3 separate regions of the Mus musculus genome follow, and all the other regions are linked to region 3. Evidence: chromatin loops called from intact Hi-C (ENCODE). Cell type or tissue: heart. All regions are shown on one strand. Each heading gives the region's core, and the rest is flanking DNA. Links, peaks and the distances in the headings are about the cores only.

Evidence for each region. Hi-C counts contacts between places; a loop is a spot of excess contacts. Peaks named below come from ENCODE experiments on the same cell type or tissue, not always from the same donor. Only the 100,000 strongest peaks of a DNase experiment are listed, where the experiment ranks them.
Region 1: it touches region 3 in a loop (2.8-fold over the local background); 2 of 42 quality-filtered maps call a loop at or near these places.
Region 2: a loop joins it to region 3, with 6 times the contacts of the local background. A loop is called at or near these places in 25 of 42 quality-filtered maps.

What each region holds. Positions count from the first base shown.
Region 1 is chr6:32,014,070-32,022,039 of GRCm38, forward strand. It overlaps Gm31894 (a long non-coding RNA gene), which reads left to right and starts at 3,929. Exons shown (of 3, transcript XR_377515.2): 1 at 3,929-4,645. In heart, for the core only: a CTCF peak has its summit at 3,815; DNase peaks (open chromatin) are centred at 2,982, 3,552 and 4,172.
Region 2 is chr6:31,934,474-31,942,443 of GRCm38, forward strand. No RefSeq gene overlaps it. Among named protein-coding and RNA genes, the nearest start is that of Gm31894, 80 kb to the right of the region's middle. In heart, for the core only: a CTCF peak has its summit at 3,896 (motif pointing right); a DNase peak (open chromatin) is centred at 4,018; H3K4me3 peaks cover 630 bases; H3K27ac peaks cover 342 bases; H3K27me3 peaks cover 1,717 bases.
Region 3 is chr6:32,316,381-32,324,350 of GRCm38, forward strand. All of the region lies in intron 3 of Plxna4 (plexin A4), which reads right to left. Among named protein-coding and RNA genes, the nearest start is that of Plxna4os1, 190 kb to the right of the region's middle. In heart, for the core only: a CTCF peak has its summit at 4,083; no DNase peak of the experiment used is centred there.

The DNA of each region.
Region 1 (7,970 bases), core at 1,856-6,855, 300 kb before region 3:
GAGGTCTCTGCTGATATTATAGCCGCCATGTCTGCTGACTACTGTCTCCTCCAGCATGGACTCTAACTTACTGGAACTATAAGCCAAATAAACCCTCCTATAAATTGTCTTGGTCATAACATGTTTTCACAGCAACAGAAAAGTAACAATACACCACTTTTCCCATTCGATGCGATGCTGCTCCTGCTTCAAGATTCACTCTAGCCTTGAGATCTATTGCTTCACCTGCAAGTGTAGGGACTCCATCAGCCTTTGAAATTGGCTAGAGATGGAAGACCCATCACCCCCTGCCACTTTTTGGTGGTGACCTGCTTTCTGTAGACTTGTTCTGTGGTGGACTACTCTCAGCAGGCATCTCAAGACCCTTCAAGAACTTAGGGCTGTAAGACTTGTTGACAGTCTTTTGGCTGGAACATTGAAGACCACCAAGGGCACTGAACTATATCTTAGCTCCTCTCAGTTGGCATCCTGCTGCTATTGAACCTCTCAATATTTCTACTTTCCTGCCTGAATTGTTACTCTTGGGGCAAATAAAAATTCACTATTTGTTCACACTTTATTCCCTACCCATTCCATTCTTGGAGGCAGAGCAAGACATGAAGATGAGATAAAATTCAGCTGTCTCATCTTGCTTGCATTAGATGTATGAACACAGTTGTCTGTTGTGGGCTAGGAAGCCATGTGCTGATATTGTCCTCTGGACAGTGGGGCTGTAAATTTGCAATTTTGAATCCTGTTATAAAAGGGAGCATGGAGACAGGTTTGCCCTAGTTGGGATGGTGAAAGGGCTGAATCAAAGGGCAAAGTTTGGGAAAGGAAGGGTTAACATGTGAAATGTGTTGCACAGGAACACATAACAGGAAGAGTTGCAGTTGTTGGGAAAAGAAGGGTGGAGAAATGTAAACAGTTAGGTTGGAAGGCCAAGAACAGAAATGCTGGCTATTAGAAATGTGGTAACGTTGGGGGATAGATTTTTGCATCTTTGTACTTATATAAACATCACTGATTGATTGGTACTAAGGAGTAGAGAGTGGATAAGGAGGAGAGAGGGGTTAAGTTCCCAGGGTACTGGATTGGGCAGTGACATTCACTGAAGCATGCAGTCTTAAGGAAGAACACACAAGTACAGACATTTTCTAAGTCAAGATAGCCTCCAGGAGTCAAGCAGACATGGACCAGGGGATATGTTACAGTTTGAATCTGAAATGTCTGCCACAGGCTCATATTTTGAATGCCTGGTCCTCCAATCATGGTGCTGTTTTGAAGGCTGGTAGAACCTTAGGAGTTAGGGCACTGCAGGTGTAAATACATCCCTAGGGACTGTCTCTTGAAAGTTATATCTGCCTCTTCTGGGCCCAGGCACAGCCTCTCTCTCCTGCTAATGCCACCACAGAGAGAGCCCCTTAAATTTTCTCTTCCTTTCACTATTTCTGTCAGGCACTGCCACAGCCATGAGAAAAAAAAAAAAAAAAGCAAATCACTCACTCTCATCCCTGGATCTTTTTGTACCCATTTCTTCTGAGTTCAAGGTGACTACAAGCCATCTAAGGGAACCTGAAGACCAGATCTTCAGCTCTGAGCACTGTAGACTCCCTATAAAACTCTATGCTGCTGCATACTGGAAACAAGGGCTTCTCTCATCTAAATAATTGTGTTGTCATTGGCCCATTAACTCAGTGAATATTTCTTAGACACTAGTGACTGTATAGGCATTCTGTTGGTGGTACTTACAGACAACAGGTACTTCTCTTCTATGAAGAACGGAGGCAGTGAATACCCAGCAAATGTAGAGCTAATTGGTTCTGCCTCTGCCTTCACTGCTGTGTGGGACTAGTAAAGATGGTTTGTTGCCTTGTCTGCTTTTCCCTTCTGCTGGGATGGCAGCCAACCACCTAGAATCTATTTACTTGTCTTTTCAGAGCCCCCAACTACTTTTAGATGAGAATTTCAAAACCATCTTCTGCCATCTCTTTGATGACAACTCCCTCTCAAAACATATTTAACTCCGCCTTTGGACTCTGAGGCTCTGAGTTCCTGGAGACCAGGACTCAGACCTCGGACATTTTTCTGCTTAAAGCTTTGCATCTGACCTCCGAATCTCTGAATAAAGCCTTTTAAATAGCACAGGGCTTATCTGCTTTCAATAGTCAAAGTCAAAAGAGAGTAAATTAATTTTGAACTTTGATTTGTTCATCTGTCTACTTCTCTAGACTTTAAATATCTTGAGGGTGTAGCTATGTAGTCAACCATGTTTCCCATACAATCCATGGTATACATTAAACAATTACGATTAAAGTGTGTGTGTGTGTGTGTGTGTGTGTGTGTGTGTGTGTGTGTATGCATGTGTGCATTGAATAAATGAACAAGAGTCATGTTTTGATGATCAGTATATTTTTAAATTAATTTTCATCTTTTTCATTCTTGTTTTCACCATCTCCTCAATTGTAAATAAAGTTTCTATAGGAAAGAGTTTTGGTTGTTGGGTGATAAGGGGCATATTAATATGGGTGCTCAGAGTATGTGTTGACGGATGGCTTAGAACTCAGGCCTATAACTGCTATCTTTCACATGCGATTTCATTGTTAGTTGGTTTTCTGTCTGTTCCGTGGTTTGCAGGGGCAAATCCAATTCATTTCTTGACTCCTTACTAAGTCTGGGTAATATGTTCAAATGCTGGGTGGAGAGGGACCCTGGAGTCAGGACATTTAGAAAAGCTCTTTATGTGACCCTCCTAAGTGCTTTCTCTCTCTCTTCACAGGTCCCAAGAATCAGGTAAGATTTTCATCCTTATTGTGTGCGGAAAGAGAACTAAAGTATCAAGGTCAGCAACTCATCTGAAGTTGGAATTTGAACCAAGTTCCTTCTGCCTCCCCAGCTCCCGGTGGAAGAGAGAGTCTGCAATGTCCTTGACTGCCAGAGTCGTCCAGGACCCTGGCAACGTGCCTGGTCTCCACTGCAAAGGCTACTTTGGCTTGCAGGCTGAGAGGTGGGGTGCTCAGCATGTGGATGGCAACAAGCCCCAGGGACTCTGTGCTAGATGGGACTGTTGGCTACTGTGAGACGTGGCCGCCCAGAGACTTAGACAAGCTGGGTCTCATAGCCGTCTACCTTCCAGTGACCTTGGAGGAGGCAGAGGATATGACTATTCCCTACTATATGTCTCTAAAAAGAGATCAAGCAGGGAGGAGGCCATGCTGAGGGGACCAGTGTCCCTCACATACAATTGACAAACTAATACTGATAAGCCATGGCCCTCATCACCCTACGTCATTCTCACTCATAAAGTTGCCTTCTCCTCCTAGACCACTGCTTTGGAAACACAATAAGTGAGATTGTAAGAGGTACAGGTCAAGGGGGTCTTGACCAGGTGGTACTGAAGAGGCTGGGGTTCACAGGGTCTATTCGGGATACTGGCAGCAAAGTGAGGCCCCTCGTGGGGCCCAGGAGAGGGATGGAAGGAAGAGAACCAAGTCTTGGCAGAGATCTGTGGTCTCAACCCAGAGGGAGAGAGCATGGTGTTTGGAAGGAAAGAGCTCAGACACTGCTGCCAAGCAGATCTGAGCCAAACGCTGACTCTTCGGCTAGTGTCTGCATCGTCCTCTCTCCTTTACCCACAGGTTCTTTCTGGAAAAGACAACAGCAGCGTCCACCCTGAAGTTTATTATGCAGATTAGAGACAATAAGACCAAACAGTCTACACAGAATGAGAGGCATCTCTAGCCTCACCCAAGGTTTTCAAGGGTACGGTGGGGGAAGAGGTTGGCATTCAGCCTTCCCCGCTGGAAGCATAGAAAATTCTCCATGCGAAGCCCAGGGGGAGCTCTGGTCCAACCCTGGCTCCCCAAGTGGGAATAAATATTTATTGAGAGTCAGGCAACCTTACCAAATTTCTTCCCGACCCCTTGGCCACACTCCCTGTCTTCATAGTTGGTCGCTGCAGCGTTTAGTGGAGAGGGCCTCAGCGCTTCAGTAGATTATATGGAGGGAGCCAGCGAACCTGGGGGGACTTGAGCTGATGTGAAAGGCTGGGCTGAGAATGCTTCAGACCCTGAAATTGAGTCGCTGTTGGGATTTGCTTTTGAGCCTCTGATTTGCAGTTGGCATATTTATAGGAGACCCCGAACTATTAAAGGATGTGCTCCCGGGCTTCTTGCCAAAGCATCCCTGGCTCGGTTCCTTCCACAGCTTGCCAAGGTTTGACTGCCCTGGGTTGCAGCCTTACAGCCAAGGGACACTTGGAGGCCCCAAGATAGCCCTGGGAAAAGTGTCAAAAGCAATGGCCTTAATGTTTAGAAAGGCACCATGCTAGAGGTGTTATCAGATCTCAGGAACCCTGGGTGAGGAGTGCCGGGCCACTGGGGCCTTTTAATGATTCAACACTCTGCCATGAGTTGAGAAGTCCGAGGCCTGACTGAAATCCATTGTGTGTAGACTTTCCAAACCTGCTTCTAGCCACATAAAATGGGAATGAATGCATCTGTCTCTTAGAGTTATTTTATTTTATTTTATTTTTTGAGAGTTCTTAGAGCAGGTCTATGGCCACTGAATGGCATACATTGTGACACTCAGCCATCAAATACCAGGAATTGTTAGTCTACTCTGAAAAGAAATGAGACCTCAGGAGAGCCAACAGCACTGACTTCAGGTATGTTCTAATCTGACACCCTTCTTTCTAGCCATGGGCATCCTGCTTGAGTTGGGAAATCCTCTCAGGACGTCCTGAGTAAGTACAGTGAAAGAGTCTGGAGTTTTGGGGAACCCTATATTCTTTATGAAGCAGGACCCTCTGGATCAGGAGCTAACGGGAGAGCATATAGGCAGCCGGGGCAGACAGGGGAGTGGCAGTCACCCATCCAGGCCCAGGGCCTCAAAGCTTGGTATTGTCTTGTGTTGTTGTGTTGTCTCTGTATTCTTGTGGTTGATGAGCTACCACGGTGTCTGTGTGTTGCCTTCATTCTGCCTTGTTTTGCAGCTGTGGCCACAGGGAAGGGTGACAGGAAGGGATGTATTGATTGTGTCACTTAGGCACTGGTCTGTCCCATTTCAGGTGGAGCACCTACCCTGGAAAGCTTCCTTCTGTCTATTAGCCTGACACCCTTCCCTCATTCTTTCTCCTCCTCTACCTGCTCACCTCTTCCCCTGGACCCCTTTCTCCCCCAAATCACAGGGAGGATCTACTCTGTAGCCTGGTAATTTTGTTTTTTAACTATCTTTTTATTTTTAATTGTCATAGAGTGATTGAATATATTTTTGGAGTACAGTATGACAGTGTGTGTGTGTGTGTTGTATATCTATGTACACATCTATGCACATGCATGTAGAGGCCACATCAGAATATCTAATATCTTCCTCTTTGCCTTTTTGCCTTGAGATACAATCTCTCACCGAACTGCAAATTCATCATTTGGCCTAGCTAGCCAGCTAACTCTTGGGATCCACCTGCCTCCAACCCACAGTGTTGGGGTTACAAATGTCACAACTATGCCTAGCTTGTTACCCGGTGCTGGGGATTTAAACTCAGGCCCTCACGCTTGCAGAGCCAGCCCCCAGTGCAGACATATAGTATGTAATGATCCAGTCAGTGTAAGCTGAATGTCTATAACCTTATACATTAGCTCCTCTTTTCTATGTCAGAAACATCCAACCTCTTCTCCACTAGTCCCTTTGAGATATGTAGCTGGCTGCGGCCAACCATAGGTACCCAGCTCTGCTACAGATCACTGGGGATTATTCTTGTTCAACTGCACTCTGTAGCTGGGACTTCTTTCCCCATTTCCCACCTCCCTCAACCTTCCTTGGTTCTGGTAACCATTATTCTTTTTTAAAAATTTTTCTTATTTATTTAATTTAATTTTATTTTATTTATTTATTTAGTGTGTTGGTGTTTGTCCGCATGCTTATCTGTGTACCACATGTATGTCTGGTGCCCTTCGAAGCCAGAAGTGGGTATTAGAACTCCAAAGCTGGAATTACAGACAGTTGTGAGCTGCCATGTGGGTTCTGTGAACTGAACTCAGGTTCTACAGAAGAGCAGACAGTGCTCTTAACCACTGAGCCATCTGTCCAGCTCCCATAACCATTATTCTTTTCTCTCCTTCTGTGAGATTGGCTTTTAAACCTCTAAGCAAAAACATGCAAATGTTCACTTTACTGTGCCTAACTTTTTTTTTTAATCAAATACAATGTTCTCCAATCTCCATGTTGCCACAAATGACAAAATGTCATTCGTTTATATGGTTGAGAAATAGTCCATTATGCTTACATACTACATTTCCTTTATGTATTAACCAACTGATAAACACATAGGCTGGTTCCATATCTTGGCAATTGTGAATGGTGCTGAAACGAATCTGTGACTACACATGCCTTGTCACATGTTGATCTCCATTCCTTTGACTCTATACCCAGTAGAAAACTGTGAGATCAGATGGTCGATCTGTTTTCAGTTTACAAAGGACCCTGCATGTTATTGCCTGTGGTGACTGCTCTAAGTGACATCTTCACGGGCCATTACCAAGCTATCTTCAATGGTCTCATATCCATACTCTGCATCCTGGGTAGCTGGGAAGAACATTGGATAGTATGGGCTGTGCAGCTTGATGGCTTTCTAGTTTTTTTAATGGATTCTTTGTGAATTTTACATCACGCACCCCAGTCCCACTCATCTTCCCATCCTTTCGCCCACCACCCTTGCAACCAACGTTCTTCTAAAAGAAAACACCAGCTAGTAGTAGAAGCTTTGGTGGGTCACCCTTTTGTCTAAACAGCTTTTCTTGCAAACATTCACTGTAATGAGTCATTTGTCTGGTTCAAGGCTTCTGCTATACAACCAATTCTGGATCCTTGCTGGCACTCTTCTGATGTCTTGGGTCATGAAGGTCCTGCAGCTTTGGATCAGCAGGACCTGCCCTTCTACATGCTCCAGCAGTTCACTGATGGATTATATTTTGGGGTGGTTGACCTCAGAACCCTAGATCTGGGCATGGGTGGAAGCTGAATTGGTCAACCTGTTAGCTCTCCCTCTTTGCTCAGGTGAGGAGTGGGGCCAGCTCTCCAGCTCTCTGGCTCTCTGGGCCAGCGCACTCTCCTACTGCAGGTAGGAGGCTTGGGGGTGGGATGGCATCTTTCCTGAACCCACACTACCACCTTGCAGATGAAAATGAGGGGCTGGGCAAGGCCAGCTCTCCCCAGCTCATGGTCTTGGGGCTAGCTCACCCACCACCACCACTGGGGCCAGCTCACAGACAAACCCCACTGCCACTGGGGCCAGCTCTACTGTGCTGTTCAGGTGAGGTGCAGGGCCCACTTCCGAGTGCTGCAGCTGGCTTGATAGTTTTCTTTTTTTTTTTTTTTTTTCTTTTTTCTTTTGGTTTTTTGAGACAGGGTTTCTCTGTAGAACCCTGGCTGTCCTGGAACTCACTTTGTAGACCAGGCTGGCCTCGAACTCAGAAATCTGCCTGCCTCTGCCTCCCAAGTGCTGGCCTCTGTGCATGGGTGGCAGGCCTGCCCCACCACCCACAGTCATGACTCTTTCCATGGTCGTGCATTGTTAATAGTGAGCATAATGGCATAACAGTGATCTGTGGTGCCTGTTTAAGAGTAGCCCTGTGTCCTGCAGAAGGCCATACACGCTGCTGTGGCAGCATCTGTGTAGTTCCACTACAAGCCTCATACCGAGGTTGACAAGCACTAAGACTCTCCAACTCGCACATAATTGCCTTCGATGCTTGGGCTCTGGGAGGAGGACTCAAGTCAGTTTCTTATCTTTGTCTCTGATTGGCAGGCCTGTGTGAAGCACACTGGTAGGGGGTGGGAGGTGGATAGTTGGAGAGGGAGGCAGAAGAGGCCATGGGCCTACTCCACACGAGCCTGTCTGTCATGGGCCCCAGAAGTGTGATAAAATATCAGATCTCTCCCTGTAACCTTGTCAGCCCGCTGCCAGCTCACACAGTACCAGCCTTTGACAAGAG
Region 2 (7,970 bases), core at 1,039-6,038, 380 kb before region 3:
AAATGTGCAGTTCAAAGTAGATGGTAGTGATCAATTGTCTGCTTTGGTTCATGAGGTGGGGCTAGCTGCCTGAGGGTTCCCCTCCTCTCCCCATGCTAAGTGGGAACGAGACCATGGGACTCAGAACCATGGGTAGACAATTCCTCTCCTCCAGGAGCTGTCAATCTTCAAAGTACATAGGTTATACTCAATGGGCTGAAAAGTCAGGACAATCCAAATAAGGGCCCTCTGTGTCGAGAGGAGTCAAGCTTAGAATGAAATTTCCAGAGAGGGGGGGACTGCAAGCTCCTTGGCGGGGACTGCAAGCTCCTTCTCCAAGGCGGGGACTGCAAGCTCCTCCTCCAAGATCATCACAGAGAGGCGGAGCCTGCAAGCTCTTCCTCCTATATCATCAAATTCATATCTATAAGAATAACCATAATCATCATCATCATAATTATAATAATAAAAATAAAAGGAAATTAGCAAGTGTTGGTCCCGACGTGAGGAAACTGGAGCCCCACATGGCTGGTGACAGTGTAAATGGTGTGACGTCATTGGGAAACACTTTGGCAGCTCCTCAGAAACACACGCGGAGATAGCACCTGCCCAGTGCTTCCATTCCTAAGTTTACAGTCAGAAAACCTGAAAGCAGAGACTCGAACGGAATTTCTCCTACACCTGTGTCTACGGCAGCATTCATTATTCACCATAGCTAGAAGCCTGGAATCATCTAGGCGCTCACTGGTGCATGAATGGAGAAGTGTGGTTTACAGTGGGATCTTAATTGGCTATGTGACTATCAGTGAAAATTTGGTACGGCAAAGTGATATGTGGTACAACATGGATGGATCTTGGAAGCATTGCACTAGGTGAAATGAGTCAGGCATGAGATGGTGAATTGACTCGGAGTTTACCCAGGTGAGGGTCCTAGGGAAGTCAAACCCACAGAGGGAGGATGCAGAGTTTGGATGATGGGGGAGCGCAGAAGAGGGAATGGGGACTGACAGTTTGCAGTGTTTAGCTGTGTTATAGATGACGGAAATCTTTGGGTATAGATAGTGATGGCGCTTGTGTACCACCAGAGTTGTACTTAGTGCTGCCATATTGCACAAGAGTGGCTTGGCTAAGGTAATTACCATTACACTGTATATAAATTGCCATAATTATATAAGAATGAGGGACTGGTGAAGTGGCTCAGCAGGTGATGCTGCCAAGCCTGACTGCCCGAGTTTGAATACCAGACCCATATGGGTCAAAAGAGAGAAATGATTTTTCTAAGTTGTTCTCTGGCCTCCACACAAGCACCAGGGTACAGTTGTGCATGGACTTGTGCATGCACAAAAGTGTGTGTATGTGTGTGTGCACACACACAAATAAGTAAATTCGATGAGTATGGGTTGGGAAGAATCCTGGTGATGTGATAGGACACGGGAGGGACAGAAGTGAAGTGGCCACCAGCACACCTAGGCTGAAAGGCACAGCCTGGCTAGAGGAGACTGTGTGTAAACGGGGGAGGGGAGGTATCACACACCACCACACAGCCATAAGGGTGTCAGCTGGCAGTGTATAGAGAAGATCAGAGGCACTCATCCCTACATGGGGTGTCTCCATCAAGTCCCCCCCCCCAGGGAACCCCGAGGAAGAGGAAGCAGAGAGGGGGTAAGAGCCAGAGGGGACAGAGGAGGCCAAGAAAACAAGCCCCTTTAAATCAACATGATCAAAGCTCATATGAACTCCCAGGGTGTGGATGGGGACCCACGGACAGGAACAACCAGACCACATAACGACTTGGCGGGGTGGGGTGGTGGTGGTGGTGGTGGTGTGTGGGGCGGGGAGGTTTAACGCCACATAAGGCAGAAGTAGCCTTGAGTGCGTGGTAACATGATCTTGACATATTGATCCCTCCTACCGTATTTTCATCTCCTCTCACCTTCTAAATTCCATCCAGAACACTAAAAGTCCCCCAGCCCTCCCTGCACCCACATTGGACCTTGGGGGAGCGACTGGTTTTGCATCTTCTTCTGTGTGTGATAGCAGGGGTAGAAACCTGCAGCTGCTCTCCTGAACACCTTGAAGTCATCGACCTGATCTGAGGGGCAGAGGGGGCTGGATAGGGGGCAGATGGTGGCTTCAGGACAGGGTTCAGGAGCGTGGGGGTGGAGTTATGCCGAAGTCTTCGCTCCTGGGTCCACACCTTGCCTCTGCCCTCTCCCCTTATTTTCTCTCTCTAGCCCACCCTGTCTTACCACCCTCCTCTCCCCGTAGCGCTCCCACACACCAGAAGCCCTGGGCCACAGCTTCTGAGGTAGGTGGCCGGCCAAATTCAAAGCCCTGAGCCTGGTTGTCTCAGCTGAGGCAGAGGAAGTCTCTACCATTTGATCTTTATGTTGCTGCTCAGGCGTCTCAGCGGTTACAAATAGCCCAGCCCTCTGCGTGCTGACGGCAGCAATGGGACATTACAGTAATGTACCCATTCAAACAGAGTGGATGCCAAGATTGCTACAGCAGCTTTTAGCCACGGAACATTTAGCCTTCAGTAATAGCATTCTGGGTCCCTCTGGAAGCTTCCTCGCAGATGCACCTGGGATATCCCCGCCCCACCACAGCTCTGGGACCGAAGAAGGGACAAAGAAGAGTTCTCATTTCTGTTGAGGAAACACATTCAAATAAGGGAGCCTCATGCAGAAAATAGGAAAGGGATCGCTGACGAATGCCATGATCATATGATAATGTACGCGCATCCTCCACACCGATCACGGGCGAGGTCTCCTTAACGGCTGTGTTGTCACTGAGACCAGGAGACAGAGCAGCTGTCGGGAGACACACATGGTAGCGCTCTGCCTTACAGCACTACACCCCCAAGCCCATGACCTTGACCTTTTAGACAAGGAAAGTCATTTCAGGGCTGGCCTCGGGAAATGCTAGACTCAGAGGAAGCTGGCCTGTCCTTGGCCTCCCAGGCTCCAATCTCAAGGCTCCTATGCTGTTCTGGGATCTCTACTCTGTGCCCTCCTGTCTTCCTGAGCACCAGTCCTCAGGAGCCCGCAGAATTTACACAGCAGGCCTTGCCTACTAATAGGAGCTCAGTAAATCGCCAAGGCTGCAATAGAATTACCAGAGGCCTTGCTCTGTGGTCACCCATGTGGAGAAATGGAGCAAGACAGTGTCCTATCTCTGTAACCCCTTTACCTCACTACTGCTCACAAAACAGGGAAGAAAACTGATAAGGGTCGGGGGCCTGAATCGGATCTCTCCACCCTGGCTTGCCAAAACTGCACCATCTGTTACCTAAGGGAATTCCCTAGGACTCAGAAGACCCATTCTACAGATGAGGAGAGCGAGGCACAGAAAGGTCCAACACGAGTAGGAAGTGACAGCCATGGAGCTGTATCCCAGCGTTCTAGTCCTTCATCCTATCTACTGTAGCTTTGATCTGTGCTCAAAGTTGCCAAGGTGAATATTTATAAACTCTCAGAACTCAAGAGGTTGTGGAGTAAGTAGGCTCCCCCTACCCCCAAATCACTACACAGCTTGCTTTGAAATCAAACTAGAAAATACCTGGGGAGCACAAAGCGGGTAAATGGGGAATGGGCAGGACCTTGAACTTTGCTCGAAGGTCCACATAGAAGAACTCAGGCAGCTTTTCTCCTCCCAGATTCCACTTTGGGTCTCACTTTTATTGGTCTTTTCTTTAGTTATGTGTTGTTGTTGTTGTTGTTGTTGTTGTTGTTGTTGTTGTTGTTGTTGTTGTTGTTGTTGTTGTTGGTGGTGGTGGTGGTGGTGGTGGTGGTGGTGGTGGTGGTGGTGGCTGCAACCCTCTTGATTTGGTGAGACTTAGCTGCTGCGTTCATGCGGTTTAGTCCGAATCCGTAATTCATCATGCGAACAGCAGAGGGCGCTCGTGTCCTTGGAGAACGAATTGGGTTTCCCACCGCCCCGTTCTCATTCATCCGCGAGGTCTTTACTTCTTTGCTACTGGTGCAGGCTAGGGTGGAGCAATGCTTAAGAGAGAGGGCTTCCGAGCCTGCCAGCTGCAGATCCTGGCACATCTGTGTGTGTGCCTTCCTCATCTGTTCTGCCTTTAAGGAAGCAGAGTGGCTTGGGGAAGAAAACGGAGAAGAGGGGGCGGGGCTTCAGAGCGTACTGACCACATCGGTGAGTCGCTCAGGATTAGCATTTCATCTGAGCACAGGTCAGACTGTTCCCAGAGGAGCAGAGAAGCATCAATTCCTAATAGGGTGGGAGTGGGGTGGAGGGGCAGGGTTTATAAACTTGGCGATCTCTCCATGTTTCTTTGGGCAGGTCACCAAGCCCTTGTGTGTCAAGTTTCTGAATATGAAGCGGAGATTATTTAAAAATTGATCATCTCTAAAGTCCCTTCCAGGGCTCAAGCCTGGGTTTGTACCTTTCTCTCAGTTCTTTCGTAGAGCATACTGGCCTCAGCCCTCTGGCATGCCAGAGCCATGTCTGGGGGACTCAGGGGACTAGGTTGACTGACAGGCAGACCGTCCCATTCCAATCCCTGCTGCTGCCTTCTTTCTGCTCCTTGAGGAGGAAGGCTACCTGGTCACCATGTCCTTGAGACAGTTAGTGTGAGCATCACCTGCAGATGCTGCGACCATCTCCTTGAACAGCCATGCTCATCAGCAACACTACACCGCAGCTCTGACCTGAGTGGGAGGAAGGTTTCCTGCACTGAAGACAAGGTGGTGTGATAGGATGGGGGAAACCAAGCTGTGGTCTTGGCTCTGCAAGGACCTCTCTGGGCACATAGGAGAAAAAATCCTTTGTGTCTTTGAGCCTCAGTATGCCCATCCACAGAATGGGTGGCTGGCATTGGTTTCTAGGCCTTTCTGCTTTAAGGACTGCAGCTCTGAATTCTTGTCAAGCATACTTCTCTATCTGACTCTGTGGAGAAGCAGGAGGAAGGGGACTATTTCTGGAAGATACCAGAGAGGGAAGAGAGAAAAGGAAGATAAGGGGAACCCTTAGAAACATGTACCTCCCTGTCTTAGTCAGGGTTTCTATTCCTGCACAAACATCATGACCAAGAAGCAAGTTGGGGAGGAAAGGATTTATTCAGCTTACACTTCCACATTGCTGTTCATCACCAAGGAAGTCAGGACTGGAACTCAAGCAGGTCAGGAAGCAGGAGCTGATGCCGAGGCCATGGAGGGATATTCCTTACTGGCTTGCTTCCCCTGGCTTGCTCAGCCTGCTCTCTTATAGAACTCAAGACTACCAGCCCAGGGATGGTCCCACCCACAAGGGGACTGCCCCACTTGATCACTAATTGAGAAAATGCCTTACAGCTGAATCTCACGAAGACATTTCCTCAAGGGAGGCTCCTTTCTCTGTGATAACTCCAGCTGTGTCAAGTTGACACACAAACCAGCCAGTACACTTCCCGACCTGCAGGGGGTCTTGGTGAGTTAGGGGCATTTTGGCAGCCCTCTGGTCCCCTGTCTGTTCATGTAGACAGACCATAGATATTTGAGACACCCAGAGACTGGGTGTCTCAATAGGGCACAAGAGGAGGCACAGCTGTATGCGTGTGTACCTGTGATGCAAGATATACTTGTAATAAAATGCAAGCACACTTTGCACAGGTGAGCATCGTCAGTAAACACCGGCCCAGCATCCTTCTCCTCCCCACTCCCTCAACAGACCCACACATAAACTCAAGCACCCCTCCAACTATCACATTGATCCCTAAGGCAAAGAACCATTTACTTGAGGAAGCATGTCTTACAAGATATTAATAAAAGATGTGCCACATTTTAACTTTAAAAAAAAAAAAAAAAAAAAAAAAAAAAAAAAAAACCTCTGGAGCACAGAGAGGAGGATGGCGGGAGACAGAAAAGTCAGGCCTAACTGAAAAGTACTTCCCACACCCAAGCCTTCTTGTAAGCACTAGACTTTAGGACACATCAACCAGATTTTCCAATTCATTGAAAGCACTTGCCAGCTGCTGCCGAGAAACTCCATTGATTGTGTACCGAGCTTGCTCTGACAGGCCCCCAGGAAGGAGGTCCCTGTGAGAGCTCACCATGAACACCAAGCTGGAGTACAGGGCAGTGGGTGAGATCTGGGGATTTTGCCTGGGAGGTGGGGGAACCCAGGCTGAGGCATTATGAGGGAGGGACGGAAGGTCATGATCATTCCCATCCTGAACGAGCATCCTTGGAACTGGATAATGCGACTTTTCTTCCACTGTATCACTCCTGGCTCAGACACACTTATATGAAGAGGCCTTGGGACCTGATATTTCTCATGGTGGCTTTTGGGAGCTAGAGCCTCCTGGACGTGCTCAACCTACTCTTGTTCTGCTAGTTTGAGGATTGGGGTATCATTCTTCAAGGCCCTTCTGTTTCCATACCACCTCTGTGGGACTGCCATTGTCCCCTGTCTTTCTTCTTCCCACTACCACAGTGCTGGGCCTCTGGAGCTACGAGCTGTGCCTCTCCTATTGTCCCCTCCTGTCCTTTCCTCTGTCCTCCTGTACCTCAGACAAAGGCTTCTAGAGTGAAGAGGAGACGCCATGTGAGCACAGTCACCTGAATAGGTGGATTTGGCAGGTGTTAGGTAGAACTCCACCAAGTCCCCGTGACCAGATCAGCTGCAGAGATCAGAAGAGAGGAGAGGATTCACAGAAGGGTTGATGCCATTTCTGGCTGGGCAGCAGAACCTGGTTGGCCTCAGGGTCAAACTCTGAGCCTTGAGACTGGTTCTCATGGTTCTTTCCTGTGACCTGGGTTCACTCATGGCCTGTGGTCAAAACTGAGAGCCATCCCTCCAATCTTTCCTAGAGACAACAGGGACCGAAGAGTTTCTGCCCTACCACTGAAGACCTTTGCCTCCAACCCCCAAACCAGACCTAAGTGTGCAGTAGCCAAGAGCCAACATCTGGAAAAACTCTTCTCCTAGCTGTCTTGGTCTTCGACTAGGAATGGGTGTCAGGGCTTCTCCAGCTCCTGCCCACAGTTCCAGGGGACTTGGGTTCGAGGTAAGCCAGGTGGAGTGGAGGCCCATGGGTCTTTGCGGAGACAGCCCACCACTGTCACCGCTCTTCCCTGATGGTTTATGAGCTCTCCTTGCCACCCAGCAACTTTCCTGCTGGGGCACCACCAGATGGGAGGCAGATGACCAATGGTACCACAGCTGCTCTATGGAAGGGACTTGGCCCAAAGCCTCCCTGAGAGTCAGAGGAGCTGAGTATACCCGTGTAATCCTTCCAGGTACCCCACAAGTGACTGATGGCAGGCTGCTGGCTCTGGCAGGCCTGAAGTGAGAGAATTGTTATTGATGTTTACACAGTACCCACGCACTCTATGAAAATGCTTTGAAATATTTTAATAAATGACTATGGAGGATAGCATCCATAAAACACCACGGATTTGGGGCCGGGGAGTTGGCTCAGTGGTAAAATGCTTGTTGTGTAAGCTGGGGACCTGAGTTTGGATTTCAAAGCCCTCCCCATTCCCCAGGTATAGAAGCTAGGCAGGGCAACATGTGTCTGCAACTCCCCCACTGGAGTGTGGGGAGCCAGCAGGAGGATCCCTGGTGTTTATCTGCGAGCCTTCCCCCCCCCCAGCCCCCCAGGTAGCCGAATCAGTGAGCTCCAGGGTCAGTGAAAGACCCTGTTTCAAAAAATAAGGTGGAGGATGATGGACAGGCATGCAGGCAGGCAGAATAGGTTTTGACCATCATGAGCAATACAGGGAAGTTACCAAAGACTGGAAGAGATAGGAGGCTTAGCCATCCAGATTTCCCAGAGCACTGCTCTGCTGTAAAGTTCCTGGTTGCAGTAAGATGGGGTCTTCCGTAGGTTTTATACAATCTGCACTAAGTTACCCCACTGCCTGCATTGTTTGCGGGGTAGGGGTGGAGGAAGCTCCCATCAAATGTGGTCATTTGTGAAGGAGGCTGACTGAGCTTAGCACAGCCCTTCATCCACTGGGACCATGCCACCAGAAAGCAATCAGGCT
Region 3 (7,970 bases), core at 1,511-6,510:
TCTGTTGAGAAAAATCTCACTTTCACCTTGAATTTCCCCAGGGCTTTTGTTTTGAAAATTACCCATGATCCATAGCTGCCAGTTCTCATTTGTCTTCTCCGCCCCCCTTTCTTCTCTCACAGCTCCTGTTGCCCTGTGCCTTACTCTACAGTGCACTCGGTTATTATGCTTATTGTGTGACCTCTTCCTGGAATGTAGAAACCTTTATTAAAACGTATCTCTTGCACCCTTGAACCATGCACAGAGTAGTTTCTAAGATGTTTGCTAAGTGAATGAGTGAGTGAGTGAATGAATGAATGAATGAATGAGTGAATACAAATACCCACTGACATCTTTATTTACCCTCATGATGAAGGGCTTCCCTATTTTACACTGATGGGAAAGAACCCAGGGGCAAAATGTTGCTGGAGCTTCCCTACATAGGCCCTGGTAGGCAGTTGGGCCCTTTCCCTGTCAATGTGAATTCTACTACATGGTGTGGTGTGGTGTGCCTCCCTGATCTGAAACTTAGAAAGTGAGCCTGGACCCCACACCCATGTTTATCCTATTTAAGTTGCCCCAGAATAGCACAATGAAGCTCTTTGTTTTGATTTCCTGATCCTAGCCAGGAGAAAGAGAACGCAAAAGGAACAGCAAGACTGTAAACAGCAATTAATTAGACAGGCACTGCGTGTGCATGAATCCCACGCCACATCCACTTTACCAAACACTGCCGACAAAACTGGTCCCTTTGGGTCTCCTATTAGACACATTCAAAGGGCTGAGTGATGACTTCTATGCAATCATTAGGTCTTCTTCCCCTGCATTGTCCAGATCAAGAAAAAAATTCTGGGACCTTGGCCTCTAACTACACATGTGCATGAGTGGTACACAGAGAAAATCTTCAACTATAGAACATGGAGAATCTGAAGAAATGAAAAGCAAAGTTAACATGGTTCATATAAAGCAAGGACCAGAAACAGCTCAGACTGAGATATTTAAAATACAGACTACTTTAAAATTATCTCCTTGATTCCACCTGTCCAAGACATGCCTCAGGAGAGTACATTACAGGCTTCCAGATTTGAAAGCTTGATGTTATTTACCACCTTTTGTCCCGAGTAATCTTCCCTCACAAACTCTGGTTGGCCATTCCTCGTGTTTCTCTGTCTGCATGGGAGCCTGGACAGACTGCTCCCACTCCCAGAAAGGAGTACAAATAGGCAGTTAGTTAATTCTCCACCTGCCACGAGCCAGGTACCCTGCCATGTGCTTTACACGCATCAGCTCCTTCTGGTGCCTGGCAGATGGACCATGCTCATCCGCACTATGAGAGATCAGAGTCCTGAAGATAGGACGCATTGGCAGACAGCAGTAAAGCCCATGGGCAAGCATTGTGAATCCTGGCTCTGGCACTTAGGAACTGCGTGGCCTGAGACAATCCTCCCAAAGTTTCCCAAGCGTCACTTCACTCCTATTAAAAGCAGGATAATAACAGCTCCATCATTATTGACATTGTGTCAGTATGATAATGTCCCCAAGCATGTAAAATAAATAATAAAGGGGTAACCATCATGTTTCAATAAAAACTAGTAATTGGGGCTGGGGAGATCGTTCAGTCAATAAAACATTCTCCTTGCAAACACGAAAAACTGAGTTTGATCCCCAGAATCTACTCATAAAAATAGCTGGGCAAGGTGGTACATATTTCTAATCCAGGGGTAACACGTTGGGACAGGTGGATCCAGCCTACTTGGCCACTTTCAGACCAGTGAGACCTTATTTTAAACAGCAAGACTAGTAGCTTCGGAAGACCGACACCCAAGCTTGCTCTCTGTCCATATGTATGTGCCACACAGAAATATGTCCACCACTGGCACACACAGAAACATGCCATGTGCAAAGTTACTGTAATGAAGAGGCTAATGTGCAAAGGCCACAGCAAGCATTGGCTGTGAGAGGCACTCAGCACTCTCCACAGGGATCCAGGAACTCCTGTCTATCTAGAGGCACAGGGAAATGGAAGTGGCTTGGAAAGGGTGGACCCCTGCCTGAACTGGTGCACCATTGCTTTTTGTTGTTGTTTTATCTGAAATGGCCAAATTCTAACTCAAGTTAGAAGGTGCTAGCACACAGCTGGGCACAGAGTAGAGACATGACAAGTGTGACCCGGATGAGGAAAGATGACCTAAGTTCCATTCATCCCCAACTTTACCAGTCTGCACAGACTTCTGGTCCTCCAGTCTCTGGGCCCAAAGACCTATCTTATCCGTGCTGATCACTGAAGCTTCTGAGCTGTGTCTTCATCTGTACCTTGTCATTTCCACCTTTAATCTTTCTACATATGGCCACCATCAGCCTAGAACAGAACCTCAGTGAAAACGACACTCCTCCTGGATACTCTCTCTGCTCCCTCTCAATAACAGTGGAATATTAACCATAAAGCCTTCAAGTCCAGTCTGTCCAAGCTGCAGTGAGCCTTGCATTTGTGCTCCCACCCCATACCCATCTGTCCTAGCTAGTTTTATGTCAGCTTGGCACTGAGTTTTCTGAGAGGAAGGAATCTCAACGGAAGAAATGCCTCCATGGGATCCAGCTATGTGGCATTTTCTCAATTACTGATCAATGGAAGAGGGCCCAGTTCACTGTAGACGGTGCCATCCCTGGCCTTATGGTCCTGGGTTCTATACAAAAACAGGATAAGCAAGCCACAAGGAGCAAGCCCATAAGCAGCACCCTGCCATGGTCTCTGCATCAGCTCCTGCCCTGTTTGAGTTCCTGCCATGACTTCCTTGAATGATGAACAGCAATGTGGAAGTATAAACCAAAGAAACTCTTTCCTCCCCAGTTTGTTTTGGTCATGGTGTTTTGTCACAACCATAGTAACTCCAACTAAGACACCTTCCTTTAATCAACTTTCCACTTCCCTTAACCTACCCAGTTCACCAGTGCCTCTAAAACTGACCCCAGGGCACTATTAGGGATGTTTTGTTTTTATCATCCTACCCACTCCCATCACTTCCTCCATGTGGCATCTGCCCAAACTAACTGACTCCAAAGCCACTTCTTTCCTCCTCTTCTGCTTCCTGCATGTTCTATTTCCATGCCAGTGGGTCAAAGTTCCCAGGGCAGATGATCAGAAGCCAGGCTCCAGTGCAAGTCATGGACTGACCGATCCATACCCCTACCATTCTGCCTCCTGTTAGTTTCTACAGCATGTGCTTGATTTGTTGGGTGGCCTCAGATAAACTATGGGGCTCAGAGTTCCCATCTCGGGCCACTGTGCACCTCATGAAATGCTCTTCATCACTAGGAGTAAGAGAACATGTGGATGTGAGTTGAAGCAGTATGCTTGATTAGAGTTAAGATGCAGATGAGGCCCAAAGATGTGCATGGTAATATAGCGAAACAGTGCTTCCTGCATGGTCCTCAACAGCCAGTATATGCCAGTTGCTTAACAGATGCTTACTAAATTAACTAGTAAACATGTACACTGCATTCATAATGGAAAATACCCCAAAGGGTCCCAGAGTTCTAAGACACCCTATCATGATCCCCTAAGCTAATATCTCATCATCCTAGAGGACCACTAGGTTTCCTAACACCAACAACCTCTGGAACACAGATCTATATGGTTCTCATCTTCTTCTATTGCTTCCAGCTATCCTTGGGAAACTTCAGGAGACCAATTGTTGCTCCTCCCATAGGCACTGTTCTGCAATTTCCTTGAAAAATAAATAACCCCAGGAGCATCAGACAAGTGTGTATTAGCTCGACATCTGCTCCCACTGATGAGCTCTGCTCTGGTCCTTTCCCAACAGCCTCATCAACCTGCTGGGGCGCCAGTCTTTCTGTGGAGCATGAAGACTGCCTTGCATGGATAGATGTGTGCTCAGCTGTGTAGCAAAGAATGGTCTGTTTACCTGGGACAAAGGAGTGATGAATCTGTTAATCTCCCAGGATGGGGCAGGAGGAGAATGCAACTCCTGGGGGGGAAAAAAAAAAAGATAGGGGTCTGTCTGTCTCCTTCAACCTCTTGGTCTTAGGACTACATGATAGCTACACATTGTGGGCCACTCTGGTCCACGTGGCGCCACCTGGCTGCTGGCTGAAAAACTGAGGGTTGCTTTAAGGTGGTAACAGACTGAAAAGCCCCGAACAAGGTGAAATATAGATATAGATGTGGTGTGTGTGTGTGTGTGTGTGTGTGTGTGTGTGTGTGTGTGTATACATCAAAAAGGTGGCAAGTTATCAACCACATGTGCCACATTACTGAAAAACCTATCTCAAGTATCACTAAAAATGGAAGATTCCTCCATCATCCAACTGAATGCCAGGACAGAATCCAAGCCTTCCATGTGCTGTAGCAACTGTCCACGAACATCTTACTCATGAAGCATCTCGTGCAGCATAATGGTGGGTCCCAGTAAAGGTTCCTTACATGCTCCTTCATCCTTCCTTCCTGTCTGTGTATTTTTGACTACAGGGCTTACAGTACTAAAGATATCAGAGTGACTCCAGGCTTGAGTTGACAGTTTTGGCTCCAAACCTGTACTTGGCAATAAGGCCTCTAAAGGTATCACATGCCATTGTGAGGACATCAGTTACTGTCCAGTAACAAATTACTGGAGCCTCTTGGCACTCTGTGCCATCGCATAGACCACTACTTGTATGCTTCCTCTTTCTACTACAATCCTGTAGGTTTCCCTCTCTCCAATCTTAAAAAAAAAAAAAAAAAGCAGGCACCCTGAGAAAGAAATTCTTGGACTTGGCACCAATGAGTGCCTTGGAATTCTTGATCCCTGGAGTATGGCATGTGAATGGCTCACAGTCAGAAAAATCTGTCCCCAAAGACACTGTAGAGAAGAACCCTTCCCTGACTTCAAGTTGTGGGACTGAGAAGGGTGTCCCTGTGCCTGGATGACATCACCAGATGGAGCTGGAATGCACAGATGTAGAAAGCAGGGGGCCCCAGGTTCCAGCAGGGAGGGGATGGCTGGGATATGACAAAGACTCTTTTGACTACTTGTTATCCACCCCCACCCGCAGTTGTGGGGGGCCTAAAGACACACTCAAGTCAGATGGTAACTTCTGACCTCAGCAAGGGAGCGCCTGGAGGAGAAGGAGGAGCTAGAATTGAAGTATCTCAGGGCCTAGCAGGGAAAACAAATACTATGTGTCTATCTATGTGGGACGCTCATTCTGCCCAAAGCCTGTGAATTTAATTGCAGAGAAATGCATTTTAGAATAAGATATTGGAAAGCCATCCTGTCTGTCACTGGGCACAGTGATTACAATTATTTATGCAGCGGTACTATGGTCTGTGTGTTTCACAGCAATTACACTATTGATCTCAGGACTCTGAGGCACTGAGCAAAACCCATTGGCATTGTTGCAGTCCCTGTGGGAATTATTTCTCCCATACTTCAGATGTGAAAACTGAGGCTATCCACTGAGGAAGTCACCAGGGCCATAGGAGTCTATGGCTGAAAGAATCAGTCATCAATGAACTCATATAATATGCAAATGTTATATTAACATATTAATAGCATCATATCCATTTGGCTAGCATTTATTCTACATTGCTGGTGTTAGCTTCTAGGTGTATTAGTCAGGGTTCTCTATGAAGCAATATATATATATAATTTATTGGAATGGTTTATGGGCTGTGCTCCAAGTAGTCCAATAGTGAATGTCTATCAAAGGAAAGTACAAGAATTCAGTAGTTTTTCAGTCCACGAGGCTGGATATCTCAGCTGGTCTTCAGAATACACCATAATCCAGGAGATGTAGACTCTAATGCCAGCAAAGGAATGGAGTTCTCAGCAAGAGCAAGCAGGCAAAGGTTGCCCTTCTTCCGTGTCCTTTATATAGGCTTCCACCAGAAGGTGTCACCCAGATTAAAGGTAGATCTTCCCACCTCAAAAGATCTGGATTGCATATACCCAGAAGATGTTCCAACTTGTAATAAGAACACATGCTCCATTATGTTCATAGCAGCCTTATTTATAATAGCCAGAAGCTGGAAAGAACCCAGATGCCCCTCAACAGAGGAATGGATACAGAAAATGTGGTACATTTACACAATGGAGTACTACTCAGCTATTAAAAACAATGAGTCTATGAAACTCTTAGGCAAATGGATGGATCTGGAGGATATCATCCTGAGTAAAGTAACCCAATCACAAAAGAACACACATGATATGTACTCACTGATAAGTGGATATTAGCCCAGAAACTTAGAATAACCAAGATACAATTTGCAAAACACATGAAACTCAAGAAGAAGGAAAACCAAAGTGTGGATACTTCATTCCTTCTTAGAATGGGGAACAAAATACTCATGAAAGGACTTATAGAGACAAAGTTCAGAGCTGAGATGGAAGGAAGAACCATCCAGAGACTGCCCCACCCGGGGATCCATCCCATAAACAGCCACCAAAACCAGACACTATTGCATATGTCAGCAAGATTTTGCTGACAGGACCCTGATATAGCTGTCTCTTGTGAGGCTATTCCAGTGCCTGGCAAATACAGAAGTGGATGCTTACAGTCATCTATTGGATGGAACACAGGGCCCCCAATGAAGGAGCTTGAGAAAGTACCCAAGGAGCTAAAGGGGTCTGCAACTCTATAGGAGGAACAACAATATGAACTAACCAGTATCCCCCAACCAAAAGCTTGTGTCTCTAGTTGCATATGTAGCAGAGGATGGTCTAATAGGTCATCAATGGGAGGAAAGGTCCTTGGTCTTGCGAAGGTTATATGCCCCAGTACGGGGGAATGCCAGGGCCAGGAAGCAGGAGTGGATGGGTTGGGGAGCAGGGTGGGGGATGGGTATAGGGGACTTTTGGGATAGCATTTGAAATGTAAATGAAGAAAATATCTAATAATAATAATAATAAAAAGATCTGGGTTGCAGGTGTATCTATCTTCCCACTCCAAAAGCCTCAGATTATAAGTGGGACTTCCATTTCAAATGCTGTAACTAAGAAAAGAATCCCTTGTATGTGTGCCCAGCCACTTGGGTTTTAGTCGAGATGTAGTCAAGTGAGCAACGGAGAGTAGCAATCACACTGGGCCTTCCCAAGGTATTAAATAATGTAATGATTTAAATAAGCTATACAAATTCCAATCACCATTCTGCGTAGAACTGGCTGCATGGATTTTTGGGAAATGAGTCAGCTTTTCTGACCTTTGTTTTCCTCACCATGAAACACAAACACCAAGAGAACCGACCGCATTCGGCTGGTGTGAAGAGGTAAGGATAAGGAGATTTTAGCTCAGGACCCAGCACACTATCAGAGTTAAGCTAAAGTTGCTATCACAGGAGATTCCTTGACTCAGACTACATAGCCATAATGTCCTGCTTCCCAGCTGATCACCGTGAAGGAGCTGGGAAAGGTATGCTATACTCTATGCTGTGACATAGATATTTCTGGTAGAACCAAGACACTTGGTTATTTCTTAATCCTAATGGTTTGCAGCAGGCGGCAGCCCTGGACCCTTAGGGCATGTGTTCCATAGTGAAGAAAACACAGGTCAGAGAAGTTGTCTCAGTTCCCAAAAGCCAGGTAGCTTCAATGGGACATGTACTTTATTCACATAAATTTTAAATGGCTCATGGGAAGACATAGTTGTGCAAAGACCTCCTCCACAATGACCAGCGCCTTTGGATTCCAGCGAGTGAGGCATTCTTCTTGGGGTTAAGCATCTTTTAATGTACAAATGCTTTGCTGAAGGAGAGTTACTCTCATGAGAGGGAAGACGGTGGTGAAGAGAGAGACCCCACCCAGGAAGAAAACCTGAGTGTGGCCTAGTCCAGTTGTTGGCAACTCTGCAGCCTTGTCTCAGACTACTCTTTTCTCTAGGAATCATTGCAAAATGATAAGGTTAGATGCTTCCCGAGGTCCAAATTACAAAATTATATACAATAAATATCTATAATTATATATAGCTACATGTAATTATATCACAATAAGCATAAATCT